Linked DNA regions of Homo sapiens: region 1 is linked to region 2. Evidence: chromatin loops called from intact Hi-C (ENCODE). Cell type or tissue: testis. All regions are shown on one strand. Each heading gives the region's core, and the rest is flanking DNA. Links, peaks and the distances in the headings are about the cores only.

The links. A loop is a pair of places that touch in the nucleus more often than their neighbours do. Peaks named below come from ENCODE experiments on the same cell type or tissue, not always from the same donor. Only the 100,000 strongest peaks of a DNase experiment are listed, where the experiment ranks them.
Region 1: a loop joins it to region 2, with 3 times the contacts of the local background. A loop is called at or near these places in 45 of 110 quality-filtered maps.

The regions. Positions count from the first base shown.
Region 1 is chr2:228,698,015-228,714,099 of GRCh38, forward strand. No RefSeq gene overlaps it. Among named protein-coding and RNA genes, the nearest start is that of LINC01807, 95 kb to the left of the region's middle. In testis, for the core only: no CTCF peak of the experiment used is centred there; no DNase peak of the experiment used is centred there.
Region 2 is chr2:229,256,253-229,272,337 of GRCh38, forward strand. PID1 (phosphotyrosine interaction domain containing 1) reads right to left here and starts at 15,035. Exons shown (of 3, transcript NM_001100818.2): 1 at 14,762-15,035. The coding sequence starts at 14,791. In testis, for the core only: no CTCF peak of the experiment used is centred there; no DNase peak of the experiment used is centred there; H3K27ac peaks cover 2,566 bases.

The sequences.
Region 1 (16,085 bases), core at 4,871-9,870, 560 kb before region 2:
TCTTTAGGAATAAGTTATCTGAAGACAAAGCAGGAGGAAGGTCTGTCTTGGTCCTGGATCACTGCTGCTAAAACTTAAGCATGCAAGTCAATCACCTGGGTGTTTAAATAGATTTCTGGGCCCCATTATGAGAATTCTGATTCAAGAGGTCTACAATGGGGTCTGATCATTTACATTTCTTACCAGTTCCTAAGGGATGCTTGATACCGTCTTCTCCTTTTACCTTTAGGTAATTTATCTATCATGAAGAGTTTCTTATTTTTATCACCTAGTTTTATGACCAGGGCCACACTTTATGTAGAACACTCCTTCTGTTCTCTTCTAACTTAGTTATTATACACAAGGAGAAGATAATCTTGATCTTTCTAAAAGCATACATTTGAAATCTTTAAATAAAAGCAGTCCCACACAACTGCATTTCTGATCATTTAAAAATGTATTTTCTTTTTTTTCAATTTAGGATTTTCTAAACAGATTAAAGAAAAGTAATAACTATAGTAATATTTTCTCAATTATTCTAGTACAGTATCTACTCACATCACATATTTAATATGACTTGGAATTGTCAATTTCACATGATTTAACACTACACAAAACATTTTCAAACTGCATGAAAATGTAACCAACAGGTTTTTCTATTGAGAAGTTGTAATATAAAAACGTACAAAAAGATTTGAGGGGAAAAAAAGTAAAAACTGTCCTGACAGCGGCTTTCCTTTGTTTCAATATGGGGTTAAATGTTAAGAATAAAGATAATTTGACCTAGCTCTATTTTTCCTAAGGTTTATAAAATATCTTTCTTTCATATAACTGAAAAATATGGTAACTGTGATATCTCTTTAGTCTTAGTAAAATAAACATGTCTTTATTAAGTTATAGGATGGTAATGAGCTTCACGTTGAGCTGAGGCACTAACCTGAGTTTATGCCCCTGGAGACTTTTGCTTTTCAGGCAAGCATACCTCAAGGTATACATGTCACGTTGTTTCAGGTGACCTTTAATTTTATCCCATAAAATAATGTTTGAGCTTATCTCATTTTGCCAATTATTTCCATGACTTACTGACACTCTTGCCAATAAATCAGTGAGGCTGTTTTCTTAATGTATAGAGACACATTACAGAAAAAGCCTAGGTGTGAGTCACAGTTCCTGGGGTTTTCACGTGAATTTACCAACAAGCTTAGAGGCCTTCAACAAATGCTTATGTTTCCCTTTCTGGGCCTCAGTTTTCTCAAACGTAAAAATGACAGATTTAAAGAAATTATTTCTAATGAACTCTCTACCTCCCTGATTTTATATTTTTTATCAAATATCTTAAAATATAATATTGTTGGGCTTTATTAAACAGAGCTCATCCAGAAAGGTTAATAAAATCACTGGGGTTTTTCTCTTTTATTATGATTTTTGAAATAACTGTATGAGTCTTTTGTTAATATAGATAAACAGTGTTGTATAATGGTGGACACGTGTTAATGTCTGGGCTGTTGTCCCACTGATTTTTTTTTTAATAACAATACTGATAACGGCAAATGAGGTATTAGCCTAGTCGGTGTACCACAATAAAAGGAACCACTATGTGGTAGTATAATGCAGAAAATGGTAGGAATCGGGGCTCTAGCTGTAATGAGATGTGCTTTGTCTGGTCATATGGTCTTCAACTTGAATTATTTAATCGATATAAACTATAGTGAACTAGTGACTTAGAGAATATTGATAACACTGTCAGATTGTTTATAAATAATACCAGCATTATACATTTTATAGTGAAATTCATTCCAAATAATAATGCTGAAATGTTGGCATTTTTCAATATTTCAAGAATGTTACAAGATTAATGAAAAAAATAACAAGTACAATGTTAATTTTTTGAATTGGCACTATGAATTATTAATTGTGGAAAAAGGATCGGGCAAGCAGAAAAGGTTTATTAATTTATTATTTTTAATTTTTTTTTAAGATTGGGTTGTTGACGTATCATTTTCCTCATTGCCATGCAGGTGTGAGGTGATGTCTTTTCAGTGATTCCAGATGAGGCATGGCCTAAAGCAGAGAATGACGCATTCTCAGATCATGCGATCGTCATAACTGGGCTTCATCCACCTTCCCAGAGATTTCCTGAGAGGCTCCAGTTCAGACCTTAACACCAGCCACTACCCCACATTTTCCCTCCACCACCACACATTAGCAGGGGAATAGAACAAAATGGTGAATTCAGTGGGGAGAAGTCCCTCCACTGGAATTCCCTCATGGGGAGATTATTCTCTCCTCTCCCAATGGGAAAATGCAGTAAGTGTCCCCCAGAAAAGGGGAGATGCAGAAGACACTTATGAAGACTTGGGTGAGTGGCCATGGTTGAGGTGCTGCTAGGAACCCCACAGCAGAAGGAGCAAAGATTATAGAGGACTGAGGCCCCGTGAGATTTCAGTTATTGGGAAAAAAATAAACAATAGTTGCACATGCATACCCCAATGAGGTAATATTGCTGAATGTACATCTATTACAAGGCTTTTTCTCCATATTAGAGCTAAATTTCAGCTGCCATCTAATTTCCTGTTAGAATTAGCACATTAGTAGGTTTGGATTTTGTGACGCATCTTAAAATTCTTCGTTTTTGCATTTCATTTGTCTTTTTGTCTCCTGTACCTGGCAGAGTGCCTGGCACAGAAAATGCACTCAATAAATACAGAACTAAAAAGACACCGAGGCAGGAGAATCACTTGAACCCGGGAGGTGGAAGTTGCAGTGAGCCGAGACGGCGCCATTGTACTGCAGCCTGGGCAACAAGAGCGAAACTCTGTCTGGAAGGAAAAAAAAAAAAAAAAAAAAAGACGTAGTGTTTGTGTGTTTGTGGTTATTTTGAGGATTTTTCTCATGGTATTTTCATTACTCAGTTTCCTGTGTGCTGTTCTTGAGGCAGCTGTTGTTAGAACAACCACACATATTAAAATAATCCACAGAATGTTAAAAAATACTGATGCCTAGATTCTCCCTACTTAAGATTTTGATCTAATTGGTCTGGGGTGTAAGCTGGACGCAGGGGTTTATAAAAATTCCCAGGAGATTCTAAAATACAGCCAAGATTGGGAACTACTGTCTAGATTATCTTCCTTCTTACCAATTCTTTCTTCTGCTGTATCTAATCTACAATTTTACCCATTCATTGAGACTTTAATTTTAACAATTGTGATTTAAATTTCTAAGACATCTTTTATTATTTTTAATTGATCTTTCTATTTTGCTATAGTGCCATTTTCTTATAGTTTCCACACCTGCTTTTATACTTTAATCATTTTAAATTTGTTTTACTACTTTTATGGCTAATTATTTTATAGGAAATTCTTCGGAATCTACCCGTCCTACTTCATGTGCACTGTCTCTTGCTTACTGAACCTTGTTCTCTTGCATGTTTTATAAATTTGAATTGTAAACCTAACTTAAAAAGAGTTCTATCTGGAAATCCTGACAGCATGGTTTCAAGGAGTTTTGATTTGTCTTTGGCAAAATACACAACAGTATCTCCACAGCCCTATAAATCCTGTTTTATATACATTTCTGGTGTTCTGTGTTTCTAAATCACAGAATATTTATACCTCCCCACTTCAAATCACTGTAGTGGACAGGGCTGGGGTTTAGAATTCCCAGAGAAGCATTTTTTCCCCTGCAGCCAGCAAAGGGTAGACAATGTTGTTCTTTGCCAAATGTGTTAGCTCTCTTTAATCATTACCTGCTTCTCCCAGGCTGAAAGTTTCTTTCCCTAGTTCCACAAAAAGCTGGGAGCCCAATCCCCTGGTTTGATCATTGCCCTTCCCTGACACCCCTCCAGGAAAGCTGTATCTCAGTTCATGTTATTTGCCCTGTGGTTTATTTCTGCTATAAGATTTCACTTCTTTGTTGGTACCTCAACTATGTGTTGAAAATAATGCTCTGATTACTTTATCTGGCATTTCTATGGGTTTATCTCAAGGGACTTTGCAGATGAGTCTATCTTCTTGATCACCTCACCCTCGTCCCATTCTTATCCCATCTTAACACATTGTGCATAACAGATGCTCCAGAATGCTCTTTGATCTCAGTGTCTACTCAGCCTCACTACTCCATCAGCCCCTGCTGTCTTGCTGGAGCCCTCAGTTACAAAGAGAAATATTTATCATCCTTTTACCTCCCTCATGGCTTATTGACTCAATTTCTTTCACATGTGTTCATGACACTTAGAGTGCTACCAAACTTGCTCCCTGTTATGGATGAAAGCGTTTCTTAATAGCTCACCTGTCCCAGGATGGTTGCAGGCCACAGAATGATCACTTTAAAATAGTCATGGATTTCTAAAGTTTTTAATGATTTTGAAAAAAAAAAAAAAAAAACCTAACTTTTTTCACCAAAGGGTCTTGCATGAATGCATTTTTTGTTTGTTTTGTGTGTGTGTGTGTGTGTGTATTTGAGACAGGGTCTCACCATGCTGTTGACTAGGCTGTAGTGCAGTGGCACAATCTTGGCTCACTGCAACTTCCATCCCCTGGGTTCAAGCAATTCTTTTGTATCAGCCTCCAGAGTAGCTGGGACTACAGGGACATGCTACCAGGCCCCACTAATTTTTGTATTTTTAGTAGAGACGGGGTTTTACCATGTTGGCCAGGCTGGTCTGGAATTCCTGACTTCAAGCAATCTGCCTGCCTCTGCTTTCCAAAGTGCTGGGTGGCATAAGCCACCGTGCCCGGCAGGATGTATATTTTTAATTAAATGAGTTCTACAAAATATATGAGATTGCTGGTTTTCTTTAATGTACTTATAGGTAAAGTCTGGCTGGTATCATGTACTTTACATTATAAACTAAAGTAGAGACTTGTGTATTTGCTACATATTCAAATTTACTTTGTTGATGAGGATACTGGGAGGTTGTGCTGAAAGATTCTTCTTTATTGATTGCACACATCTTAAAGGGAAGAAAGTGGTTTACAAAAGACATTTTAAAGGACTTCTAGAAAGATAATAAAATAGTAATCAAGAAAAAGAGATGGTTGCTCCAAAATAATATGGTGGGAAAACAATAATAAAAATAACTGTAATGTAATTGGAAATTAGTTTTTAAATTATATTGGTTTACTTAGCTTTTCAAAAAACAAAAGAAATAAAAGATAATGAAAATAACATCCATCATCAGATTTCTCAGACTGCATGAAAATGTCCTTGCCCTTAGTTAAAAAAAAAAAAAAAATCAGTGTCTGTTGCATGTGATTAGCCAGGCTTGGTTTTGATTGTTTCCATTACGATCTTCTTGTTAGAGTGTAATGAGATGCAGTCCTGCACGTATGAATACCCATCGCCTGTCACTGAGCCATCTGTCCACAACTTAAAGGCATGAAAACGCTGTCTGCAGTGAATGAGAAAAATGGAAATTTATATTAGAATCGTTCCTTTTTGTTCTTTGTTCATGATTGAAAGCCACTCGACATCTATTCACTGGGATTCAGACATTTAACAGGCAACCTATCTAACAACTTTAAAATGTATTCTAAAATTGGGGTCTATTTTGACATCTGGACGTTGGCCAATCTTTTCCCTGAACCAGCTTTTTTTTTTTTAAGAAAGCTTTAAAAAATAGACTTTATTTTTTAGAGCAGTTTTAGGTTTATAGAAAAATTGAGCAGAAAGTACATAGCTCCAGTGTACTCCCTTCCCCCAACCTCACTTTCCCCTATTAACATCTTGAATTGGTGTGGTACATTTGTTACAATTCACAAACAAATATTGTAGTTTAACTGTGCCCCCAGATCCCCTGTCTTTTACCTATGCATGTTCCTGCCGCAATCCCTGGGGTTCACTGAGAGGTTTTACTGCCTCTATAGTTGTTCATTTTATAAATATTATAACATTGGAATCTTACAATATATTGTCTTTTCAGACTTTTTTCATGTAGCAATATGTATTGTACTAGTTTTTTAATTGTCTTTAATTTCGATTTTTAAAAAATTACTCACCAGTCACATCACTAATGTCCATTACCAAGTTAAAAAAATTTGTCAGGAAAACATTTAAACAAGTTGCCAGAATAAGATTAAAAAATGTACTCAATACTAAATAGCTCACTTTATAAATGGAGATAAATAAGAAAGGAAAATAAAACAGGGTGATGATGTGTGATAGAAAGAGATATAGGCATATCTCTTTGAATTTTTGAGCCTCAGTTTCTTCATCTCTGAAATGGGGATACTATTATGACATTCCAAGTTCTTCACGGTTAGACATCTTATGTGATGTATATTGAAGGCACTCAATGGCAATGAAGGAAACAGAGAAGAAGCAGAGAAGAAAAGTCACAAGAAAGAGGATGAGAAGGATGAAAATGCTAGAAGAGGAGGGAAGATACAGAAGTAGGAGGAAGGAGGAGACTTTGCTGTAACCTAAAGTAAAAGTTGTTTCTGAGAACAGGGTTTCATCACATCAGGATATGAGACTGTCTTGATAGGTGTGATGTAGAAAAATATTTACCTTTTAGAGGGTCTCCTGGCCATGGGAACCTAGGTGATGTTTCAAGAATCATTTTCTGAAATCAAAATAACAGCACAACAGCTAATGCCCATTTCTCTTCCTTAATGATTTTGAAAATATATATAAAGAAAAAGAATTAGACTAACGATAGTGGAAGAAAAATGGTAATACAATATAACTATCATATTTTAGCTATTTCAACCCAAAATACTCCTTTTTCCTGGTTTTCCATCAGTCTTATCTCTAAATATTACATATCAAAGTAACTATTACAGTCTTCTTAAATATGGCTGAATGTTAAAGATCAAGATGTCACTTTGCTAATAACTATGAAACTACATAAGAATTTGTTTCAACCTAAGAAACATGAAAAGGCAAATAATTGTTAGGGGTTCTATACACCTAGATAATGCGTTTTACAAGGAAAGTTTCTTCTTTGAGCTAACACAACTGATTTAATCTAGGCAGCCCGTAAGTTTTCCTAGCAGTAAGGATCCTTGGAAATCTTACTTGAGGAGAAGGGAAACTCTTTTAGGCATCTGTGGGCTGGCGTCCTTGACCCCTCAAGAGTTATCTGAACTCTGCATATCCCAGGGGTATCATCAGAGTTATACCCTCTCCAGAGAAGATGCACCAACCACATTGCTCACACAAGTGGACAAGACTGACACCTACACATTTTGAACCCTAAGTCTCTAGTTCCTAGAATTCCTTTCCCTGAATCTACAAAGCCAAGGGACACTCAGGGTGAAGAGTTAGTCTGTCCCTTCCTCCTCAAACTCCTGGGGCACCCTCAGATCATCCTTAGGCACGCCCACCTTCTCAGTGCTGGTGAACCAGTGTTTTATCTGAGAGTCTTCCAGAGCCTTCTAGTTCATGTTTATTTATGATTCCCGGAGACCAGCCCTAGTCTCCTTTTGTCTCTGAGGTAAACAGCCCTACTGCAGCCTCGTCTCTCTCTCATCAGGCTCTGTGGGAGCTGAGACAGATGACACTTCTTTGTGTCCTGGCGTTATGCAGACACACAGAGGAGTGCCTTTCAGATCCCCTCAGGACTGCTGTGCTCATAAGACTGGTTGGCTGACAACCCCAAGTTTTTTGCTCCTTCAGGATCCACCCGACTCATGCTCAGAGCTGCCTCCAGAAAATGAGCAAGGGCCTCATTGCAGCCCAAAACAACTCAGCTCTAACAGGCCAGCTTTCCTGCAGAGCAGCCCCTTGGGCTGACAGAGACTTTGTCAGCCTGCATCACAGCCCGGTGGCTTCCCTGTTGCTGTTCCTTTTCTTTCTTTGGTGTGTCTCCTCCACAAAACTTTTGCCTTCCTAACTTGGTCTCGGCATCTATTTCCTGTGTCAGGTATTACCTACACAATGAACTAAACCAGTCCTTAACTGAAGAGGGTGAGACCCATGCTGGGACTCCAACATCATGATTAAATGATGACTAGAAGGTAGAGACCAAGTCTCCCTCATGGCCCACAAGGATTGTGCATAATAACCTTTCAATAAAGGTTTGCTGAATTCCATTTTCAAATATCTTGTGCTTCAGAATTCATCTTTGGATACAACATTTTTGCTTTTTATTAACATAGCCATCCTCCACTTCCCCTAAAGCATACATATGTATGTGTTGGGCAGAAAGTCTACACTTTCTTTGCTTAGGCATGATTGTACTGATTAAAAACCACCTCACAAATTCAGGTTAACCCCTTGACTGCTGCAATCTCCTGCCTTCACACAGGAAGGATGCCCCTTCTGTTCTTCATTCTTCCTTCCTTGGTGTGACTTAGTGTCTCTGCAGCTCTTTTGGCAGGCTGTGCTGGGATGTCATTTTCCAAGAAGGGGTCCACTTATTCAGATGAATGCCTCCTTTATTTATTGTAAAATGTTTTGGCAGCTATGGCAAATAGAGATTAGGTGTGGGCTGCTTTGCCTTTGAACACAACTTGCTGAAACAGTAGGGGACGCATCTCCCACATTCCGGGAGGATATGCCATCTAATAAGTCACATGGAACCCCTGAAATTTCCATTCACAAAAGGATCACATGGAACCCCTGAAACTTCCATTCACAAAAAGATTGCTTTGGGTAGGCAGCACATAATAAGGTGCCTTTTCTGCAACATTATTAAATAGAAAGTTTCTTCATGGTGCCAGGAGGTTATATTCCTTGTAAAAGTTGTGTTCCTTCACAAGTTGTGTTCCTTCACCATTCATAAAGGACTGTTGGGAGATAGATTTGGGCATTTGGGGAATTAGCTTAATTTACTTCTTGAGCAAAATCTCCAGGAAATCAACATCTGGCTCTTCATTTCCTGTCTACCAGTCATCTTTTGTACTCTCTGTCCTTTGGTATTTTCCATGCCAGCAGCACAAACTGGAAGAAACCAAGGACCCTCTGATCACCTGATCCAGCAATGTTGTTTTACCCTTTTTAGGTGATCTCTCTTGACTTTCAATTCTAAATCTCTCCTGTCTTTTCCAGTTTGACATTCTCCTCTTTGGTTCTTCTTGCTCTTGAATCCTTTTACACCTTCTACCACCTAATGATAAGCTTCCTTGGGCTCAGTTTTGGTAAAATTACTCCTTATCAGAAATTTACTCTTTTTTTGTTGTTGTTGTTGAGACAGAGTCTCGCTCTGTCACCCAGGCTGTAGTGCAGTGGCGCGATCTCGGCTCACTGCAAGCTCTGCCTCCTGGGTTCACGCCATTCTCCTGCCTCAGCCTCCTGAGTAGCTGGGACTACCAGTGCCTGCCACCATGCCTGGCTAATTTTTTGTATTTTTAGTAGAGACGGGGTTTCACTGTGTTAGCCAGCATGGTCTTGATCTCCTGACTTCATGATCCACCTGCCTCGGCCTCCCAAAGTGCTGAGATTACAGGCGTGAGCCACTGTGCCCAGCCAGGAATTTACTCTTACGACTTTCAAATCTATACAACATTCACTGAATATCTGAATTGAAATCCCATTTTGCCTAATTGTCTATGAATTATGAATCAATATTTCCTAATCTCTATTCAAAATCAGTGGTTAATTTCAAATGGACATAAGCCTCTCAGGAATGCAGCGTGAAGCTCTTTATTCAAAGCATAGTTTTTAAACCTGAGATCCACAAAACCTTATGATGGCCATTATTATAGGTTCCTTAAGATTGTGTGCCCAACGGTGTGTGTGTACATATATTCAGCTGTATGAACGAAGCACACAAACTGAAGAAGTGTACACATAGTAGAGAAAATGGACATTATTCAGAGTGGATATATTGTGGGTGAGCCCAGATAGAACCCATTAGTCTCTACAACAGAGAAAAAATGGCAGTGATGGCTTTGGTTTCCTTAAAACAAAACTCTCCTATAATAACCTGAAGCCTTCAGTATTTCTGTGGAAACGTATTCATCACTCCTGCTATTTTCTTTGATGAAAGTTAGTTTGAACAATCTCTTGGCCCTTTTCTGCCGCCTCACAGCATCCTCTCCAGAGGATGAGAAGTATATGAATTTAGATTAAAAAATAGAAAATATGTAAATTAGCACCCACTTCCTCTTTTCAGCCCAATACTAAACTCTGTCATAAGAAGACGCTACTGAGAAGTCCTGAGAAGTTTGATGGATTGAATAGTGTCTACATATAGATTTACTATTAGCAATACCATTTGGCTAACATGCTGAAGTCTTGTTCTTCAACATTTGTATCAGCTGATTTAACTTTTAATTTTCTATTTTAGGTATCTCATTTCTAATTTTATTTGTATTTCATTTTTTCCCATCATCCTCTTATGAGGAATTCCAAATATATATCAAAGTTGAATTTTTTGTAATGAATACCCATATACCATTAACGTTTTACTACACATGTCTTAACACGTATCTGTCCATTTATCCATCTCTATCCATCCCTTGAGCCATTTTTGTTTGAGGCATTTTAATGTAATGCCTCAAAAAAGAAAATAATGCTTCACTTTCCCCTATAATTCAGCATGTATATCATTGGAGTTAATTTTCATTTTGAGATTAAATATTCCATGAAATTCACAAATGTTAAGTATATATATGTTGTGGTTTTTTTTAAAAGAAAATCAGTCTAAATTTATTTAAAGTCAGAATCATTTCAGAAAAAAATAAAATTTGACATCAACAACACAGAGCAGAGTATTCGATCTTGGCTAAGAACATTTACCAAGTAATTAAAATTACAAGTCATGAATGCTTAAAAATACTTTGTTCTTCTAAGTGAATTGAGGATGACCCCTAAAAATTTTGTATTTATTCATTAGGCAAATAATTAATTTTAGATAGACTGAGGAAAGTTAAGTTTCTGACCAAATAATAAGGAATTCTTTTATTATTATTATTATTATACTTTAAGTTTTGGGGTACATGTGCAGAACGTGCAGGTTTGTTACATAGGTATACATGTGCCATGGTGGTTTGATACACCCATCAACCCATCATCTACATTAGATATTTCTTCTAATGCTATCCCTCCCCTTGCCCCCCACCCCCTGACAAGCCCCGGTGTGTGATGTTCCTCTCCCTGTGTCCAGGTGTTCTCATTATTCAGTTCCCACTTAGGAGTGAGAACATGCAGTGTTTGGTTTTCTGTTCTTGTGTTAGTTTGCTGAGAATGATGGTTTCCAGCTTCATCCATGTGCCTGCAAAGGATATGAACTCATCCTTTTTTATGGCTGGATAGTATTCCATGGTGTATATGTGCCACATTTTTTTTATCCAGTCTATGACTGATGGACATTTGGGTTGGTTTCAAGTCTTTGCTATTGTGAGCAGTGCCGCGATAAACATACATGTGCATGTGTCTTTATAGTAGAATTTTGACAAACGCATACACTAAAGTAACTCAAACTCTTGTCAGGTTGTAGAACATTACCATCACCCCAGAAAGTTATATAATTCCACTTCCCAAAAATCCTTACCCCATATCCCAGAAGCAACTTCTTTCTTGATTTTTCCCATTAGAGATTCCTTTTGCCTGTTCTAGAACTTTATGTAAATGGTACCATACCCGCAGGATGGACTCTTGTGTGTAAAGTTTCTTTCACTAAGCCTAATAGTTTTGAGACTCACCTATTTGACCGTATGTTAGTAGTTCATTGTATTGTTACAGATGAAGTGTATATCATTGTATGAATACACCAGAGTTTATTCATTCTCCTGTTGGTGCACACTTCCAAATCAGGGCCATTATGAATAAACTATGAACAATCTTGTGCAAGTCTTTTGGTGAACCTACATATTCATTTCTTTTGGGCAACAACATAGGATAGCAAGTGATGAGTAGATAGAGTAGGTATATGTTTAGTTATATGAGAAATTACCAGATCACTATATAAACAAGTTACACCATGTTATATTCCCACCAAAAAAATGAGAATTTCAGTCAGTCTACACCCTCAAAAACAATCAATATTGTCAATCTTTGTACTTTTAGCCATTCTGTTGACTATGTAGTATCATGAGAATTTCAGTCAGTCTACACCCTCAAAAACAATCAATATTGTCAGTCTTTGTACTTTTAGCCATTCTGTTGACTATGTAGTAAAATTTCCCTGTGGTTTTAATTTGAATGTATTTGATGACTATGATGGTAAGAACTTTTTAATGAGTTTCTTAGCCATTTGTACGTCATTTTGTGAATGCCTGTGAAATCTTTGTCCCATATTTTATGGGGTTACTTGCAAGTTTATGACTGAGTTTTAGGTGTTCTTTATATATCCTGGACACCAATACATCGTCAGATATATCCTGTGACTATTTTCTCCATGTTTATGCCTTGCCTATTAATTTTCTTAATGGTGTTTTTGATAAGATTATTTTTCATTGGATAAAATCTAGTTTTTTGATGTTTCTTTTATGATTATTTCTAATTGTGATCTGAGAAATGTTTGTCTACCCTCAAGTCATAAAGATATCCTTCTCTGTTTACTTCTAAAATCGTTATAGTTTTAGATTTTACATTCAGGTCAATGTTCTATCTCTACTTACTTTTACATGCAGTGAAAGTAATAGGTTAATGTTCATTTTTTTCCCCACGCAGATATCCAATTATTTCAGCATCACTTGCTAAAAATACTTTCCTTTCGTCTTTGGATTCCACTGGCAACTTTATTGAAAAATCAGATAACTATGTAAGTGTGTGTCTTTTTCTGGTCTCTCTGTTTCATTGATAAATTTGTCAATACTTCTGTCTGTATCTCACTCCCTTGATTATTATAACGTAAAGTATTACAATCAGGCAGTGTAAATGTTAATGTTTGTTCTTTTTCAAGGTATTGTTTTGAATATCGATGTTCTCTGCCTTTCTATGTAAGTTTTAGAATTTCCACGTCTGCTTCTACCAAAAAAAAAAAAAAAAAAAAAAACCTGCTGAAAAATGATTGTGATTGTGTTTACCTTGTAAATCAGTTTGGAAAGAAGTGACATCTTAACAATATCAAGTCTTCTAATGGTTTTTCTCTGCATTTATTTGGGTCTTTTTGAATTTCTCCTACAAGTTTGTTTCAGTTCTCAGGTTAGAAATTTTGTGTGTTCTCAGCGAGACGTAATCTTAAGAATTTTAATATTTTGATGCTATTATATAGTAATTAATTGTATTATTCATTTGTTGCTAGTATACAAATATATAAATGATTTTTGTACATTATCTATAGTAAATTCATTTATTAGTTTCTGAAGTAGTTTATAGATACCTTAGGATTTTATACACATACAAAAGTCATCTGCACCTAAAGACAAATATCGTCCTTCCTTTCTGATATTTACGTTATTTATTTATTTATTTATTTATTTGGGTTTTATTACTGGCTAGATTTCCACTGCAATGCTAAATAGAGATAGTGGGAGTGTGGATCTTTGCTTTGTTCCCAAATTTAGGAGGAACATTCACTATTTCATCATTAATCATTATGCTGGCTGTAGCTTTTTAATAGCTATTATTGCAGATGGAGGAGGTCTCCTTGTATTTCTCGTCTGCTGAGAGTTTTTATCAAAATTGAGTGTTGAATTTTGTCATATGGTTTTTCTGCACTGATTGACATAATCATATGGTTTTTATTTTTTGTGCTTTCGATATGGTAGCTTAAACTGATGTCATTGTTGCAGTGTTGAGAAACTCTACTTGGTCATGAAATATAATATTTACATGCTAAACTACACGCATCTATGTTTAGGAGAGATATTTTAGTGGGTATCTGTAATGTCTGTCAGATTTTGGTGTCGGTATTATGCTAATTTCATAAAATGATTTGGAAGGCATTCCCTCTGCCTATGTGTTTTAAATGAAATTAAGTTCTCTCTGAAATCTTAGATAGAATTCACTTTTGAAAACTTCTCAGTCTAGAATTTTATTTATATAAAGGTTTTGATGAGTTCAATTTTTTAACACATACAGAGATATTTTAGGTTTTCTTTTTTTTTAACTTGTGTCAGTTTGACAAGTGGTATTCTTCAAGGAATGTGTTAATTTTTTCTAGATTTTTAAAATTATTGGCATGAAGTTCTTTATAATATTACCTTAAAGGTAAATAAAGCTATACATTTCCTTGTAGCTAGCTAGCTGCATCCCACAAATAATAAAATGTATTTTCACTATTATCCAGTTGGAAATATTTTCTTATTTCCTTTCTGATTTCTTTCTATGACTTATTTTTTAAGTTAGATACATATCATTTATCATTCAACTTAAAAATATTGTTTCTCCTGAATATCTTAATATATATTTCTAATATAATTCCATCTTGCTAAGAGATTACGTGAGATGGGGTGATGTCAGTTATTCTAAATTGATAAGGCACGTTTTATGGTTCAGCATATGGTCTATGTTGGTAAACATATCATGCTCAGTTTATAGATATATTTTGTAATTGTTGTTTAATGTTCTATAAATACCAAGGATACAGTAGTTGATAGAATTATCCAGATTACTAATATTTTATCTGATTTTTTTCTATTTGTTCTATCCATTGCCAAGATAGGGAAATTAAAGTCTCTTGTGATATCATTTATTTCTCCATAGAATTCTGTCAATTTTTGCTTCATAATTTTGGAGCATAAATATGTATGAACCTAATATATAGGTTCATTCAAATTATTTTGAAAATCTACAAAAAATTAACACATTCCTTGAAGAATGCCACTTGTCAAACTGACATAAGGTAATAAAAAAAGAAAACCTGATACATAGGTTCATACATATTTATGGTTATTATATATTCCTAAAAAATTGATTTTTTTAGGCAGAGTGCAGTGGCTCATGCCTGTAATCCCAGCACTTTGGGAGGCTGAAGTGGGTGGACCACCTGAGGTCAGGAGTTTGAGACCAGCCTGGCCAACATGATGAAACCCCATCTCTACTAAAAATACAAAAATTAACCAGATGTGGTGGTGAGCACCTGTAATCCCAGCTACTCGGGAGACTGAGGAAGGAGAATTGCTTGAACCCGGGAGGCGGAGGTTGAGTGAGCCGAGACTGCGCCACTGCACTCCAGCCTGGGTGACAGAGCAAGACTCCATCTCAAAAAAATTTAAAAAATTAAAATTTAATTTTTTTGTAATTATGAAGTGTCCCTCTTTATATTTGAAAATACTTTTTGTCCTGTAGGCCTGTTTTCTCTGAAATTTATATGGCCATTTCAGCTTTCTTAAGCTGTTTGCATGCTACATATTTTGCCATCCATTTACTTTTAACTTATATGTGTTTATCTTTAAAGGGTATTTTTATAGGCAGCACATAGTTATGACAATTCCTGTCTTCTAATTGAAGTGTTTGACTAAAACAATGATTGCCATTTCTGACATGATTGGATATAGATCTACTGCTATTTTATTGTGTTCTGCTTCTCCCTCTATTTCTTGATTCTCTCTTTTTTGATTTTCCCTCTTAAATTATTTGAGCATTTTTAGAATTCTACTTTAACCAATTTGCTCTTTAGTCACGTTCGTTTAGATTACTTTTTGATGTTTAATTCTTTGCTTTACAGAGACCATTTGGACTTAATATTATATTATGCTACAATAAATGTGGAAATCTTACAAGATCATAAGCCCATGTAGCACCATATACTTTATGCTATCTTTGTCACATGTATTAAGATGCATACCGTATAATCCCACATGACAATATTCTAATTTTTGCCTTTTAGAAAGTCATGCCCTTTAAATAAATTGAAAATAAAATACAGTCTTTTATACTTATTCATAATTTTACAATTTTTGGTGGTATTTACTCTTTCTGAATACCTAAGTATCCATTTTGTATCATTTTCCTTCAGTGCAAATAACTTGCTTAGGTATATTTGTAGTGCATGTCTGCTGAAGAAAATTTTATTTAGCTTTCTTTCAGCTAAAAATGTTTTCATTTTAACTTTATAATGAAAAATATTTTTGCTTGATGTAGAATTTTGAGTTGACAGACTTGTTCCTTTGACACTTAAAGATATATTCCACAATATTTCAATATTGTAGTTTTTTGTAAAATCAGAACTCATTTAAAAAGTTGTTTTCTGTATCTGTGTCACTTTTCTCTGGCTCTTTCCAAGGTCCCTCTTTATTTTTAGTTTTTAGCAATTTAAATATGACATAACTAAG
Region 2 (16,085 bases), core at 6,629-11,628:
AGCCCTCCGTGATCTGACGTTTTTCAAAAGAATTAAGAAGTCCAGATTTTCTTATAAATTCCTCTAATTTTCGAACCCTGGAAATGAATTTGTAAAGATTTTATATATTGAAGGAGCCGAAGGAAATATTTCTGCAAGCTAAAGCCAAACCTCAGGCCCACAGTTTGTCAACCTAAAGGAGTTCAAGTATTGAAGCACCCTGGACAATGGAATGCTTCTTTACAAAGGAGCTAAAGCTGTCTTCTTCCTTCACTTGGAAACTCCCAGGGCACTGGCATCTTAAATGCTACAAGAAGTCTTGCACTAAGTAATCAGCCTGACTTTGTTTCATCTAAGGCTTCCCCAAATTATTTAAAGACTGAAACTTCTGTGGCAAGACTTATGAGCAACACACTGAATTCATGGGACACACTTTGGGAAACAGCAAACCTCTATTATTCACATGGCTGTAAAGTTCTATGCTTTTATTCCTAGGGTACCCTTGGATCTGAAATAGGGGAAGATATTAGTATTTATCTGACTCCCAAAGATGTGCCGGATACTAAGCTACGCTCTTTGTAGTCCATATCTCAATTAACATTCACGGCAACCAGGAGCTAAGTGTTATAATATTATCCTTATTTTTAAGTTGAGAAAATACAAACACAAAATACATATCAGAGGCTCTGAAATAACTCCTAATAAGTGAAGCAGCCAAGATTTGTAACTATGGGTGCCTAATTTAAAAACCCATGGTCTTTCCACTGTTTAACAGTCTGAATGGGTTACAAGTGGTCTGACTTGTAATCTAAAGAAATATTCTCATTATCCCCATTTCCCCCAAACTGCTCACCCCTGTGGCTTTAGATCTGCTTTTATGATCCCTCAAAGTGTCCAAGCTCTTCCTCTAAAGGGCATTGTTTTTCCAACTGAGTCAGATAATCCACCAAAGCATTCAACACCTGAGCAGGGTGAGCATGTGATGTCTTGGCTCCAAGTAATAATGTATTAGTATCCAACCACTGCATTCCATATCTTATAGATAATTATGGTGGAGCATTCATGTGCCAGGGACAGTGCTAACTGCTCGTGTGACTTCCTCTAGCCTACCATTTCTCTCTCTTTCTTTGTGTGCACATCCTTTGCCCCTCCGACTCTCCTGTCCCCTCTTCCTGGCTTTCCTGTCCACGTGATGTCCCTCACTTCAATGTATTTCATTTCTTTCCTTCACCCTCAAAATAGAGTTAGAAGCAGAAGTACAGTAGTTTACTTGCTGTCTCAGGATAACCACACGTACAGGTTGACAGGGGATTCTCGGTTTATGCCTGCTGTTCCAGTTTAATTTACAATGCATTCATCACCTCGACAGAGCCCCAGACTGGACAATATGCCACATCGTTTCCTTACCTATTTATTGAACAAAGTCTTATATTCCTTACCCTTGACCTTAAAGGAGGTTGAGTTGAATGTCTCAAATTTTCCTCCTTGAGGGGCAAAATGTTTTTAAACTACTAGGTTAAAGTCATTTTGTGAATGTTTCTCATTAGCTTTTTACTGAGGGTCAGTTGCCACTAGTGAAGTTATTCCATCCTGTCTAGTTTTCAGTTGCCATATTCCTGAGAAAAACAATTGCCTCACAAGGAATCCAGACCCTACGTCTGCTACACACATTACTTTAATCCACAAACTAGAATCAAGACCCACTAATGGTTTTGCATGATGGATTTGCTCTTTGCTTTCTGTCACGGGAGGAAAAATAACAAGAAGGCAGCCCAGCCAGTCATAGGGGCCACATCCCAGAAATTTACCCTTTCAACAGCAATATCTCCTGAGTCTACTGGCCATGGAGGCTGGAGCCAGGCACTGTGATACAGGGCTGGAAAAGGTCTCAGAGGACTGAGCCAGATGGGAGAGTCAGCTGGAACACCAACATGCTAGAAACAGGAGAAAAATGCATGAACTAGGAGCATGAACGAGAAACAGGGCCATCCAGAATGAGGAAGAATCAACAAGGCAACGTGAACTTTCCACCCTTTGGTCTGGATTTGTTCTCTTGCTCAACCACTAGTTTGACTAAGATCCCTAGGCAAACTGAGATGGATGAAAAATGTCATTTCAAGAACTAAATGAAGAAATGTTTTAAAAGAAGAGAACGCCAAGAAAAATTATAGAGTTCATTATTTATATTCTGGGTTAGAATTTTTATTTCCAGTAAAAAGGAAATGAAAAATTCTCAGGAGTGAGAACAGAAACAGTGTATTGTTTAGTTCTCCCAACATCTAGCACTATGCCTGGCAAATAATGAGGATTTCACATACACATTTTTAACAGCTCTGTATAGATATAGTTGACAGATAATAAGCTGCACAATTTGATTTGTTTTCAATGTATGTATAAACCCATGAATCCATCACATAATCAAGATGTTGATCCTGGCTAACACGGTGAAACCCCGTCTCTACTAAAAATACAAAAAATTAGCCGGGCCTACGTAGTGGCGGGCGCCTGTAGTCCCAGCTACTCGGGAGGCTGAGGCAGGAGAACGGCGTGAACCCAGGAGGCGGAGCTTGCAGTGAGCTGAGATGGCGCCACTGCACTCCAGCCTGGGCGACAAAGCGAGACTCCGTCTCAAAAAAAAAAAAAAAAAAAAAAGATGTTGAACAAATCCGTCAACCCCAAAACTTACCCCAATCCCCTTTCAGGCCCCTCCCTCCAAGTCCATCCTCAGGTAACTACTGATCTGAATAAATCATTTTACCTTCCCACCAGTAGCGTATGAAAGTTCCTGTTTTTCCACATTCTCATCAACAGTTAGCAAGGTCGTAGTTTTTTTTTTTTTTTCAGTAGTTCTAATAACTGTGTAGTGATACCTCATTATGATTTTAATTCACATTTACCTAATGACTAATGACATTGAACATCTTTTCAGGCCAGGTATAGACCTTCTTAGTTCAAATCTTTTCCTGGTTTTTAAAAATTGGATTCTCTTTCTTATTATTCAGTTTTGACAGTTTATTTATCCTAGATCTAAATCCTTTAATATATACATGAGATGCAAGTATTTTCTCCCAGCCTGAATCTTACCTTTTCATTCTTTTATCCATATCTTTTAAAGGGCAGAAGTTTTTAATTTTGATAAAGTCCAATTTTTTCTTTGTTGATTGCATTTTTGTCATTGTTCTAAGGAATCTCTGCCCAACCCAGAGAAACTCTGGGATGTAATGAATATGTTCATCATCTTGATTGCAGTAATGTTTACACAGATACACACAAAGGCACAAAGATTTTCTGCTGTTTTTGTCCAGAAGTTTTATAACTTTAGGTTTTATATTTAGATTTATGACCCATTTTGAGTTAATTTTTGTAAATGGCATGATGAATGGATTGAAGTATCTGGGTTTGTTGATGTTTTCACTGTCATTTTGTATATGAATATCCAATTGTTCCAGCATCATTTGTTGAAAACACTATTATCCTTTCTTCAGTCGCTATGGTCTAGACTCATATGTTAGAATCCTAATGCCCAAGGTAATGGTATGAGGAGATGAAACCTTTGGGGAGGTCATAGGAGTGTAGCCTTCATGAATGGGATTAGTGCCCTTACAAAATAGGCCTAAGAGAGCTCATCCAGCCCTTACCTTATGTGAGGACACAGCGTGAAGGCACCATTTCTATGAATCAGAAACAGGCCTTCCCCAGACACTGAATCTGCTGGCATCTTTATCTTGGACTTACAGCTTTAAGAACCATGAGAAACTAATGTCTGTAGTTTCTAAGCTACTCAGTCTAAGGAATTTGTTACAGCAGCCCCCAAGCAGACTAAGACACTAGTGAACTATCTTCTCTGCACCTTTGTCAAAATAATATATATTTCTGATCAAAAAGCATAACTCTCAATAAAAGCCCTCATTGACAGCTGCTGAAATTTAAAACATGTATACTCTGACTCAGCCATATCAATTTTGGCAGTTCAGCCTAAAGAAATACAGGCACCAGTAGGTCAGGATAGACACAAAAATTTATAGCAGTATTATTTATAGGGAAAAAAAACAGAACATGAACACAACCTAAATACTCCCTCAAGAGGGAATGGGGGAATGAGTAAATAAATTATAGTCCAGCTTCACCACAAAATTCTACACAGGTGCTAAAAGGAATGAGTTGGGTCTACATATATTGACCAGAAAAGATACCCACAAAACACAGTAAAGTAGAATTTTTTAAAAAGTTGCATATATATATATATATGTATATATGTATATATATGTGCATGTGTGTGTGTGTATATATATACATATATATAATTGAAATTCATGAGAAAAATTAAACATGTGTTTACACATATGTATACACTTGCAAAAGCCTGGGGAAAGTATGTGGAAAAATAACCACTAGATAGAAGGAAACCATGGGTTTCCTTCATGGGTAGAATTGGGAATTGGAAAAGGCACAAAATTACTAACTTCTTTACATACTTCTAAACTGACTGATTTGCTACCCTAAGCAGACATTATTTTGTAATTTTTTACAATCAAGAAAGTAGTAGACATGACATGGAGCAGATGTAGAGAAAATTCTGATTGCCATTTTTTTTTTTTTTTTTTTTTTGGTGGCTGGTCAAGTAGGGATAAATATCTTGGTGACTGGTAGATACCCAAAAGAAAATTCCACACTATTATAGATTAAATTGTGTCCCTCTAAAATGTACATGTTGAAATCCTAACCCGTAGTACCTCGACATGTGACTTTATTTGGTCAGTAAGGTGGGCTCAACCACTAACCCAATATGACTGGTTTTCTTATAAACAGGGGAAATCTTGACATAGAGACACACACACAGGAAGAATATCACATGAATACTGGAGTGATGATGCCACAAGCTAAGGAATGCCAAAGGTTGCCAGTAAACTACCAGCAGCTAGGAGAAAGCCAGGAGCTGTGTCTCCCTCACAGCCCTCAGGACAAATTAACCCTGCCAGCATCTGATTTCAGACTTCCAGTCTCCAGAACTGCGGGACAACCCACAGTACCAGTACCACCCGGTTTGTGGTACTTTGCTATTGCAGCCCTAGGAACAAATACATTAAGCTACCAAGATTTTATGTCCAAAAGCAAAATAGCTACCACCAGGACCAGGCCCCATAGCCTCCAGCTCACTTACTAGGAAACAACCTCAGAAGACTTGGAAAGGAAACAGCAGTTGCCACTGCCCACATTACAGGTGGCTTGTACAGCAGGATTCCGCTCTCACCTGAGGAAAAGTAGGCCCATTCCTGACGTGAAACCATCAAAGCATGCAGTGGGTGAATCTGTGAATTTATTCTCAGACCCACAACTATAAAGCAACTCTGAGGAAAGGTTTGTCATGAAAGGATTAGGATGGATCTAACAATTATGCAGCTCCTTTCCCCTGGTAACTGTCCATTCCCCTCCTGCTCCCATGGACACAGGGGATATTCCTTCTAGAGAAGAGAATGAAAAGCAAAACAGCATTTTAAGACCAGAATGACTCTTCACTCTCAGAAAGAGACACTGACAGAGCAGTTCTGCAGTTGGACAGGCTCCCTGCCTTCGTCTCAGAGGGACTGGAAACATTTGTGCCTTCCTGGCTGTATCAAAAAAAGACAAGCTTGCCCAAGAAAATAAGTATTATGACATGGCTGACTTTTTTTTTTTTTGTCTTCAAAGTGAGTTCCAGAATAAGAACAGGCTCTTCACTAAAATAATTTATACAGTTATCAAGTAAAAAACAAAACAAAACACCAAACCAGGTACAAATAATCAACCTGACATACCATGAGGCTCACCTGGAGGTCAATTTAAATATACTTCTTTGTCAGCTTACAGGTTTTCCTAGTCAGGAAGAGGCAAATCACAGAGGCTGCTACCCAGAGAGCCTACAGGGACTCTGACAACCTAGTTTGTTTTGAGGATAAAATCCTTAATACTAGTCTTCCCTTGGTCTCAGCCTGTCTGGAAAAGTTTCACTGAGGTCCACCTCAAAGTAACTGTGTTTCACATTCCAGCCCATAAGTTTCATCTCCAAAGCGAACCATCTTCAGGCCTGAAGCTCATGTACCATATTTTCCAGAGGACCTTCCCTGAGCAACACAGCACATGTTACACTCAAGGTTTGCTGCCTTTTCCTAGGATGTTGTCCACCAGAAGGAAATAAAGGAGAAAGAAGCAATAGCTTAGTTGTTTGCTGTTTTCATTTTTTTTTTAATCCACAGTAGATAAACTCACACTCGGTATTAAAAAAAGGATTCCTTATAGACACATGCATTGTGTCGCAGTATGTGAAAGTTGGGGATACCTACATCACAGAAGTAGAGTGACCAAACATAGTCAAGAGGCTATATGGTTTCACTGGTGTAGTAGCTACCTAGGGCTGTTGTAACAAATAACCATAAACTGGGTAGCTTAAAACAACAGAAATTTAATCTCTCACCATTTCGGAGGCTGGAAGTCCAAAATGTAAAGGTTGGCAGGGCCACACACCATCCAAAAGCTCTGGAGAAGAACATGTCCTCGACTCTTCTAACATCAGGTGGTTGCCAGCAATCCTTGGCATTCCTTGGCTTATGATGCCATAACTCCGGTTTCTGCCTTGATCTTCACAATGGCCTTCTCTGTGCCGCTTCTGTGTCTGCAAATCTCTCCTTATAAGGACATTAGTCATTGGCTCTAGGGTTCACCCTAATTCAATATGACCTCATCTTAACTTGCTTACATCTGCACAAACCTTATTTCCAAATAAAGCTACATTCACAGGTACCAGGGGTTAAGACTTCAACACATCTTTTAGGGGAACACAATTCAACCTTCAACAATGAATAACATATGGAGGCTTGGGTTTGAATCTGAATTTTGGTCCCTTAGTAGCTGTGTTGGTTAGGAATGTCAAAGATACATGTAACAGAAGTCCCAATTCACATATGGGCATAAACAAATGAAAGGGGGTCACATTTTTCTCATATAACTTTTGTTAGGAGGTAGGTTCAGGTGCTGCTTACTGATCCAAGTCCTTCCATCTTATCATGCTAGCCTTCTTAGTGGACTGGTTTTAAGGCTTGTCATGTATTGCTGCAGAATCACAATATGGCTGCTGCAATGCTAGACATCACATCTATGCTCAGGACAGCAAGAAGACAGAAAAGGAGGAAAAGGCTATTTCCCCAAGAAGCTTTATTTGTTATTCATGAAGGTAAAGTATCTTTAGTAGATATCCTCTCATATCCCAATGGTTAAAAACTGGTCTCTGACAATCCTTGGACCAGTATGAGATTATTATCATGGCTGGGCTAGAACACCCACCCTCAGGCCAAGGTATGACCATCTGCTGCCTGAACAAGCTGGGGCTTCATCTGCAGAGAAAAAGGTGAGATGGAAGATGTGTAGTTAATGAACTCAAGCAAAAGTTATCTGTAGTCTCTGGAGAATTGTTACATCATCCAGAAAAATGAGACAACAAAATCTCTGTCCCTTAGAATTTTCTCAAGGATTAAATATGCTTTTCATATAAAACAAAATGTCTGCTCCATGACACAAGAGGCACAGTGCTTAGGAGTGCAGACCCTACAACCAGTCTGCTGGCTATGAACCCCAGCTCTACTGCCAAAGGCTGTTGGGAGGACAGGTCAGTGCTGGGAACACAGTAAATACTAAGAAAAAGGTGGCTGCTATTGTTATTATTACTGACACTACTACTAAATAAGCCTGCAATGAATGGTAGCTGACATTTCTTGATTTTCTCCATACTTGGAAATGAGTATGGCTGGAAAAGTAAAAATCACCAATAAAACCCAATTAAATGAGAGTCTGCTAGCAGCACTGCTGGAGTGGAAGGAAATGTTGCTTCTGGGACCCTGACCACAGCACCCCTTCTCTGTGCCCTGTTTGAGAATACTTGCCACGCTATATAACCTTCTAGCTGTGGATAGTTGGGAGCAAACATGCATTTGATGGCTTCTAGAACGGCTTCACTTATCTAAAATTTCTTTTGGAGGAGTGGACTCTCAACTCAGTAGTATACATGAAATTTCCCAATAGTCAACTTCAGCACGACTTCCCTTACTACATTTATAACATGAGAGAACTAACACTTCATCCTGACCTGGAGACCACCGCCTGGCAGAAACTAAAGGAGATATAAGAGGTATGTCAACTCAGACCATTTTCAGGATAGTCACACCCAGGCCTCTCTAAAACAGGGACCCAAGTGATCAAGGGCCACAAGGTATGTGGCCCCCAAGTCCCAGCCCAGCTCACCCATACCCTAACACCCACTATCATATATGAACCTCCATCATCTTCACCCCCAACTGTAAAGACAATTGCATTCTGTGCGTCGCACTTTCCTATACATTGAGAATAAAAGGAGCTTCCCCAAGTGAGGAGACAGAGACAAGTGGACAGTGAGCAGGTCATTAACATACTGGTTCTGGCTTATAAAGCTGAGCTAGCTAGGGATCTTCTTCATATGAACAGAAACACTGAAAGTTACAATCATACTAGGAAATATATATTAAGTCCAACTTTGAACAATAAGGAATAGGACCGTGAGTCCTCTAAGTTTACAACTATGCCCTTCTTCTCACCCTTCACCCACACCCAGCATAGTACTTGGGACGTAGTAGATGGACAAGAAAGATGGACAGAAGAGAAGACAGGAGCTTAGATCTAAACTCAACACTCCATTCCTACAGTGACCAACCATAACAACATTAAGAAGTGCTTCTGTTTATTGAGCACCTACTATACGCTACATACCAAAATCTCTGCAAAGCACATCTCTCTATTTTACAGATAGGGAAAGCAAAGCTCAGAGAAGTTACAAAACTGAAACATTGCTAGTAAGCGATTGTGTCAAAATTATTTATAAAGAGACAGATATGCTTTTTTTTCGTTATTTTTTTTTTACCCAAATGATTTCTTATTCAGGAAACAACCTGGCTAAGAAGGCCATTACTGGAGCCTCCCTTATCAAAGTAAGAACTCGGTTGAAACATAAGAGGGCAGAGGAATCCTGGGCCATCAGGCATGGGAAAGAAGACCTCAGCCAGATTATTGATCCACGTGGCATCAGCATTAAGTGGAAGAGCATGTCAAGATGCTGGAAGCATTGAAATATGCCAGTCACAAAACAAGTCTGTGTCTTTTCCCTGACACCTTCCTTTTGCAGTCTTTGGCCTCAAGGGTTGGACCTGGTGAATACACTGATGCTTTATCACTGATTAGCAGCTAAATAGGGATCACAACTTTTTTTTTAAGTGAACACAAAATGACAGTAGACTAATTCCACTAGACTTTAAGGAGGTCTTTGGACAAACGACTCAACTATTTCTTCTTGCTCTACTTATATAAAGCCTCTGTTTAAATTTGTGTCCACAGGGCTGAAAGAAGCACACTGCAGTCATTGAGTGTTCTGGACTAGTTTTATTTCCTGACCACTAACAAGTCCCTGAACTGCTGCTATTCACAGAATAAAATACCTTGTAGAAGGCAGCCTGATCTCCAGTACCCTTGAAGCTGTAAGGCTGATTCTCCCAGAGTCTCCTCCAAGGCTAATTTTCATGGTAGAATGGGGTCAGTGTGGAGGGGTATTGGTATGGGAGGGACCTAATCTGGAACATCAAACAAAATGCAAAAGTTGCCTAACACTCCAAGATAACTCAGTACAGTCAACACGAAACAGCCATTAGGCCATGGTTAAGCAAGGGGCACAGAGTTTGTTCCCAGGCTAGGATTTTGCAAATCGCTTGAAAGAGATTTGCTGACAAACTTGGAGAAAGACTCAATGATGTAAGATAGCATTTTATTCCTGAGGGAGACTAAGGCCCCGGATTAATGACAACTCCTAGTTTTCTTTATGAACAATAGGGCCCGATGTTTTGTGCTTACTCAACTACAATTGATGAAAACAACAACAAAATCTAGAATGGGTTTAGTGAGAAACCTGTGCCTCTGTAATAATAGCTGTTGCTTTTTTCTAAGCAACCGCTCTGAAAATCTCCAACCTCCTCCCTCCTTCTCCCCATTTTTTTTTTGTCTAAACTTGGAATGAATGTGTACACAATCCACCCTAATCACCGGCTTTCAAGGTCTCTAGTTTGGATAAATGCTATGTGCTTCAGCTGAAAAGCTCTTCAATGGCACTTGTGAATTTTAACTTCAATAGGAGACAGCAGCTTATGTGCCACCAAAGATTTGAGCCACCAAAAACAGAGTAGCCTTTGGTCAACCCACTGCTTCAGCAAGAAATAGGACAGCAGCCTCTCTGAGCCCACAAAACAGTCATTGCTCTAACTGTATTTATTAATAACAACAGCACCAACATGTACATTGCACTGTGCCTGTCTTATCCTTCTGCACTATGGTGAAGTGCTTAAGAAGTAAGGATTGGAACCAAACTGTCTGGTTCAAACTCCAGCTCAGTTCATTTCTAGCTGCTCAACGCTGGCCAAATCACTTCGACTCTCTGGCCTTCAGTTTCTCTCTAAAATGCGGATAAAAGTGGTTACAGGATGCAAATGAGCCAGATAGTTAAAATAAAGCTCCTCGGCACAGTGCCACACACAGTGCCTGCACCACAAAAGCAGGTTACTAGTATCTTCCCATTCTTAATCCTTGCTCCTTTTGTCAATTTGGTCAGCCTGGAAAAGTATCAGATTTGCCGGTTTTCACCCTGCCTGATGGGCCAGGGCTAATGGTCTCCAGTTGACGTTTTAGAGGGTTCTCCAGTCTCACTTCTCAGGGGAAAAGTGAAAGTGGCATCATCATAGAGAAGAAAAATCTAGAACGATCCACACTCCAAGTCAAGACAACATCTACCAGATAGGACAAGGCAGAGAAAGGGTGAGATAATCCTCAGAGGAGGACTTTGGCTCCTAAAATCCCCAAATAGTATTTAGCTGGAAACTTCAACCACTTCATCAACCAAAAGTTTCAGAAGAAACCAAAAGAAAGCTTTTTCAGGATCTGGGGTCCTCCCTACTCTTCACTGTGTTTCTCCCTCTTGTGGAAGTGCTAGTACACAGACATTGGCCACAACGAGGATGAAAAAGGAAGTAATGGATGGAACAGAAAAAATTGCCCAGGCTGCAAAACTCAAATCCAGCTTTGTGAATAAAAAGCTGTTTTTTCTGAATCTGCCATGGAGAAATGGTAATCTCAGTGAAGACAGCTAGATGATTATATTGGAACCTTTATAGAATGCCTCATGAGAAGATGGTTACATGTAAACTTCACAATTAGAATCTGCTAGAACTCATACGCCTATCACATTCCACTCTATCCTAGTAATAACTACACCAAAGACCTTTAAGGATGTGTTGACCTCCTTCGTTTCTAAGTCAGTCTTGATTCATCTTTCTCCTCCTATCAAGGCCTCCAGAAAATGCATCTGGTAGCTCAGTGAAGACATTTGCTCTGAGAAAATACTTGTTCCTATGGATGGGACACAGTCTTGCATGGATGGGTTTGTTACTTCTGAGGGATCCACCCAGTACAATCATCAAGTCAATCCAGAAACTCATACAAATTTTAAAATTTCAAGGCCAGAGGTAATCTCATCTCTATTTCATAAAAACCAGTAGGGTTTTTATTTGTTCAGAAAAGTCTCCTTTACTTTTCTGAAAGGAGTCTGTTTCAAATCTGCTTCTTTAAAAATGTATAACACTCCTCAATACCTCCAAGAAAAAAAAAAAGTCTGCTGTGCAGACGGGAAGGTGAAAAGAGAAGAATTCATATTTATTCACTGTAAAAAGTTGGGGTGGTAAATTAAATCTTCACATCCCTTTTGATCCTATTATATTTTTAATGGCAGAAGCTCCCAGCGAGGGCTCGAGTGGGATGCAATAGAAGTTTTAACATTCAAGGGAGCAGATGAACTTGCCTCGGTTTGTGTGACTGAATGAGAAATTACCCAGCGCAGCTCTGCTCAGGGCAATAGGTCCCTTTGCCTGTGCTGGATTTGGGTCAAACAGCTAAACCTCAAATCAGAAAATATCAGCATCATTTTGTGGGGACACAGAAGTGTGGGTAACAATAATGATAATCAAACCTGATCAAAGATGCCATTTCCTGAGCAACGGAGCCAGTTGCTACACTCAAAAGTCCATTATTTAGAGGGTGACTGTTCTACGCAAAGATCTATCACACTCCCCTGGGACACAGACTTCTCAAACCAGCTTCATCGAATATGAACTATATCATCAAGAAAGGGTCTGGTTATTTTCTTCCATCCCCTCTTTTGATTCTAGGTATTGATAAAATAAATTGACTCCTTAGTCCTATTAGGAAGTTCTGGGAATGTTTCCTTGACGAATTTTCTTCACTCTGGCTCATCTAAATTAGAATGTTTGTATTAAAGATAAATGAGAAAAAAATTAATGAGGTCGAATGAGAAGGTTTATAAAGATTTGTGAAAGGCACATGGAGCTCAGACATCATTAAAGAGCAGAACTCATTCTCAAGTTTCCTATCCAGCATGATATCCACTGCTATCTCTGTGGCCACAGAGCCTGGGAGTGGCAAAGTGGCTTCTCACTGAGGAATCGGACAGGCATGTTTCTATATCACGGTGAAAGGAAAAGAAAAGGAAAAAACCCCAGACAGCAAACAGAGATTGTGACAAAGATAACCACAAGGAATGTAAATAAAATATGATAAGCAGCTCACTCACCATCTCATCCTCAACAGCTCTCTCAGAGGCAAAAGTAAAAACATATAAATTATGTGTTTTCAAGGAGAGTCAAGCAATACTCTTTGGGAAGAAGCCACGGATATAAAAAAATTTTTCCGCATTTGTCTCACTTCTCTAATCTCAAGGCTTGAGATGTATGTACTTTCAAAAGAGACTCATCGAAATTTGGGCAGCATGAAGTTGAGCCCCCTGTTGGTAAGGACCTTCCAACAGTGACTCGGTCTTATTGGTGATAAGCCCTGTTTATATGAGCTTTCAAAAGCCTAAAAACAGGTTCTTTCAACATGACACCTTGAAATAAAATAAACGCATTGCAAACACCAACTGCAATAAACCAGGCTCACGCCAAAATGCACACGTGCACATTTCACAAAATAAGGGGGAGACATTTCTAGTGAGGAGCAATCTCTATGGGAAGGCAAGCGAGAGCGCCCACCTGCCAAGGGTCACATGCTCCAGAGCGCACAGGATTCCCTAAGTGAAACAGGCCGGTAGGAAGAACTTGAATAGTCAAAAATCTACAAACTCTTCAGAGGTACAGATCATCAGGCCATAAAAGCCACCTCAAGGAATTTTGGTCACATCTCTCTAAGGACTTCCAAAAGCTACCCTCTGCACTTGAACAGGAAACCTGCCAGCTCCCCTCAATCATTCTGCTCCTTTGGAATAGAAGTTACGCCTTTAACCGAAGGAGAACTTCAAATGCGCCACTGGTATCTGGTGCCACTGCCAAAATATATTTACATCACCTTCTATCAGTCATTCAGAGCCCAGTGCTGATATTCTCTTAGTAAGACAAGGAGGGGGTTAGGAGGTTGGTCATCCACCTCCTCATCTGCAAGGCTAAATGCAGGTTTTCTTGTTTATTCTACTTGAGACCCTGGGGAACTGGTCTGGTGTCTCAGGCTCTGATAAATTGAACACACTCCCCGCAAATCATGGCCCAGGGAGCTTTGGAAAGGAGCTGTGGGGCATCTGTTTCTGCTAAATGCAATGCCCTCTGCGGGTTGTTCCTCTGTATGAGGACTCCTAGACAAAGGTTAGCCTCTCCCTGCATCTGAGAAACTGTGCTTGGGGCTGTAAATGTTCATTGAGAAGCCTCCAACCTAGCCAGGGCCTGGCCTCATTGTCCTAAGTCTTCAGATGCACTCAGCCTCCAATGGTGCTGTATTTTACCAGTTAAACACGTCTTCAAAGTTTACTACGAAACAATGTGGCTCCTAGCTTGCCAAAAGTTTAACTGCAGGATTCAGTGGATTTTATCTGGCAGAGTAGCTGCCGTGACTCTTGACAATATTTGCCAGCAAAAGGCAGTCCTCAAACCTTGCAACCAGGGCAATCCCAAGGCCCAACGTGTCACTGAAGGAGTTCTTCTGGGAAAGGTCCCTCTTTCTCTTCAATCGCCTCCCGCAAATCCCCAGCTTCCAGAATCCAATTCAAGGCAGTCTGGCATTTCAGGAGACAGCAGTAAAAAACTTTTGATGGGATAACCCAGGACATAAATATTCCTGGCTGAACCTACTTTTGATTCTTAAATATCTGAAGGAGCTTGGGTTTAAGGAAGATAAAGGGAGAGAACCAATGAATAGGGAAAAATAAAATAAGTAGCATACCATGACCAAGCCAAACCAAGCTTGATATTTCCACATTATATTGGCAAATGGATGCTTTCACATATCACTTGTTCTGTCTTTCCTGGTGACCACAAAAAAAAAAAAAAAAAAAAAAAAATCTGGCTTCAAAAATCCTAACCCCAGACCACTGCATTGTGTCAGTGGAATGCAATCTAAATTGCCAGTCAGAAAGTCCAACCTTATATGTACCAACCAACACGCACACAAGCACCTCCAAGCCAAAAGTTGTAACGCCTGAACCCGTGCGTTTATCAATTTCATCATCCCCATACCCCTGCCGGGTTCCTGGCGCTGGGTAAACCGACAGCATCATGTTGCCATCGATGCGTCTTACAAGATGGTTTTGGGCAAATCCCCTAAAGTAGGCAGAAGCAAAAACTAGGTTCCTCTGCCCGGGCACCTCCTCCTCCAGGCTGGCCCCCGGCTCCCGGGTGCCCCTTACCTGCAGGCGCTCCGTGGCCGGCTGCCACATCTTCCAGCCCTGGGTTTTGGCAGAGGAGACGCTGGCGAGACTGTCGATCGCGCCGGGGGGCGAGGGGCTGGGGTCCCGCTTTACATCTGGGGTCGGTGTCCGCGGGATGTGCGTCCTGGCGCTGGCCACCGCCGCCGGGTGGGCGTAGGGGGCTGCGAGCAGGAGGAGGCGCGGCGCTCAGCTGCCGGCAACTTGTGGGCACGGCCGCGCGCCGGCTGTCCTGGCGCAGCTGCGAGAGGACTGCGCAGCTCCGCCCGGGCCCGGCGAGCGCGCGGCGGCGGCGGGGGCGGCCGCTCCCTCCTCCCCCGCCGCCGCCGCCCGGACCTGCGCGCTCTGAGCATGCCCGGGGCGGGCGCCCAGGGGCCGCGCGGGGCGGGAGTGCAGCGCGGCCGACTCTAAATCCTAGTGAGGGGTGAATGGGGAGGCTAGAACAGCCGGCCCTTCCCTGCAGGAAGCCCCCATTGGGTTGGGGTCTGGGAAAAGGGACAGACTGGCTGAGGGGGGAAGGGCCTGGAGCCGGGGGTGGTGGGGGCAGCGGGGATGTCGGGGGTGGCGGGGGTGGGGGAAATTCCTAAAATAAGGAAACCGTAGCCCCGGGGGTCCCGGGTTTCCATATAACAGGCATCTCTGAAGTGCCTGTGCTGTGCCTGGCGCTGTGCTAGGGAGACACTTCCATTCATTCTTCCCACTCCAGTTAACTGAGCATCTATTAGGCTCCAGCCCCTATGCTGGGTTCTGAGGATGCAGCGACGCAGAATAGAAGACAAGAGAATGTTCCTTCTCTCTGGAGCTTACCTTCTGCTTTGGAGAGAGAGTCGTGACTGAGCAAACACATCAACAAGCCGGTGCTATATCGGGTGGTGATAAAACAGGGCAGATGTGGGAAGAAGGGGAGAGGAGAGCTTCTTAGACAAGGGCCCTGGGGAATGCCTGGAGTAAGACCTGAGAGATGAGAGGGATTGGCCACGAAGAGGCCATGCTTCATGATGGGGAGAGGACTCGACTCCTAACCTATACAGGGGTGAGGAGGGCCATGCAGACTCCCGAATCACTAACTCATCCTGAGATCTGCCAGGTGCAGCAGGAGGCTCTCAGAACCCAAGGGAAAGCCGCTCTGGGCTCGCAGGCCTGGAGGCTCCCCGGCTAGTGCCGGCCACCATGAGATGACTTCCTGTCCTAAACAGGCCAGCCCTTCCCATTCTCTTGACAACTCGGCAAAATAACTATTAATATTTTCACCATGTGGATCAAACAAATGAGGCTTATAAGGTTTAGGTCACTTGTCCAGGTCACA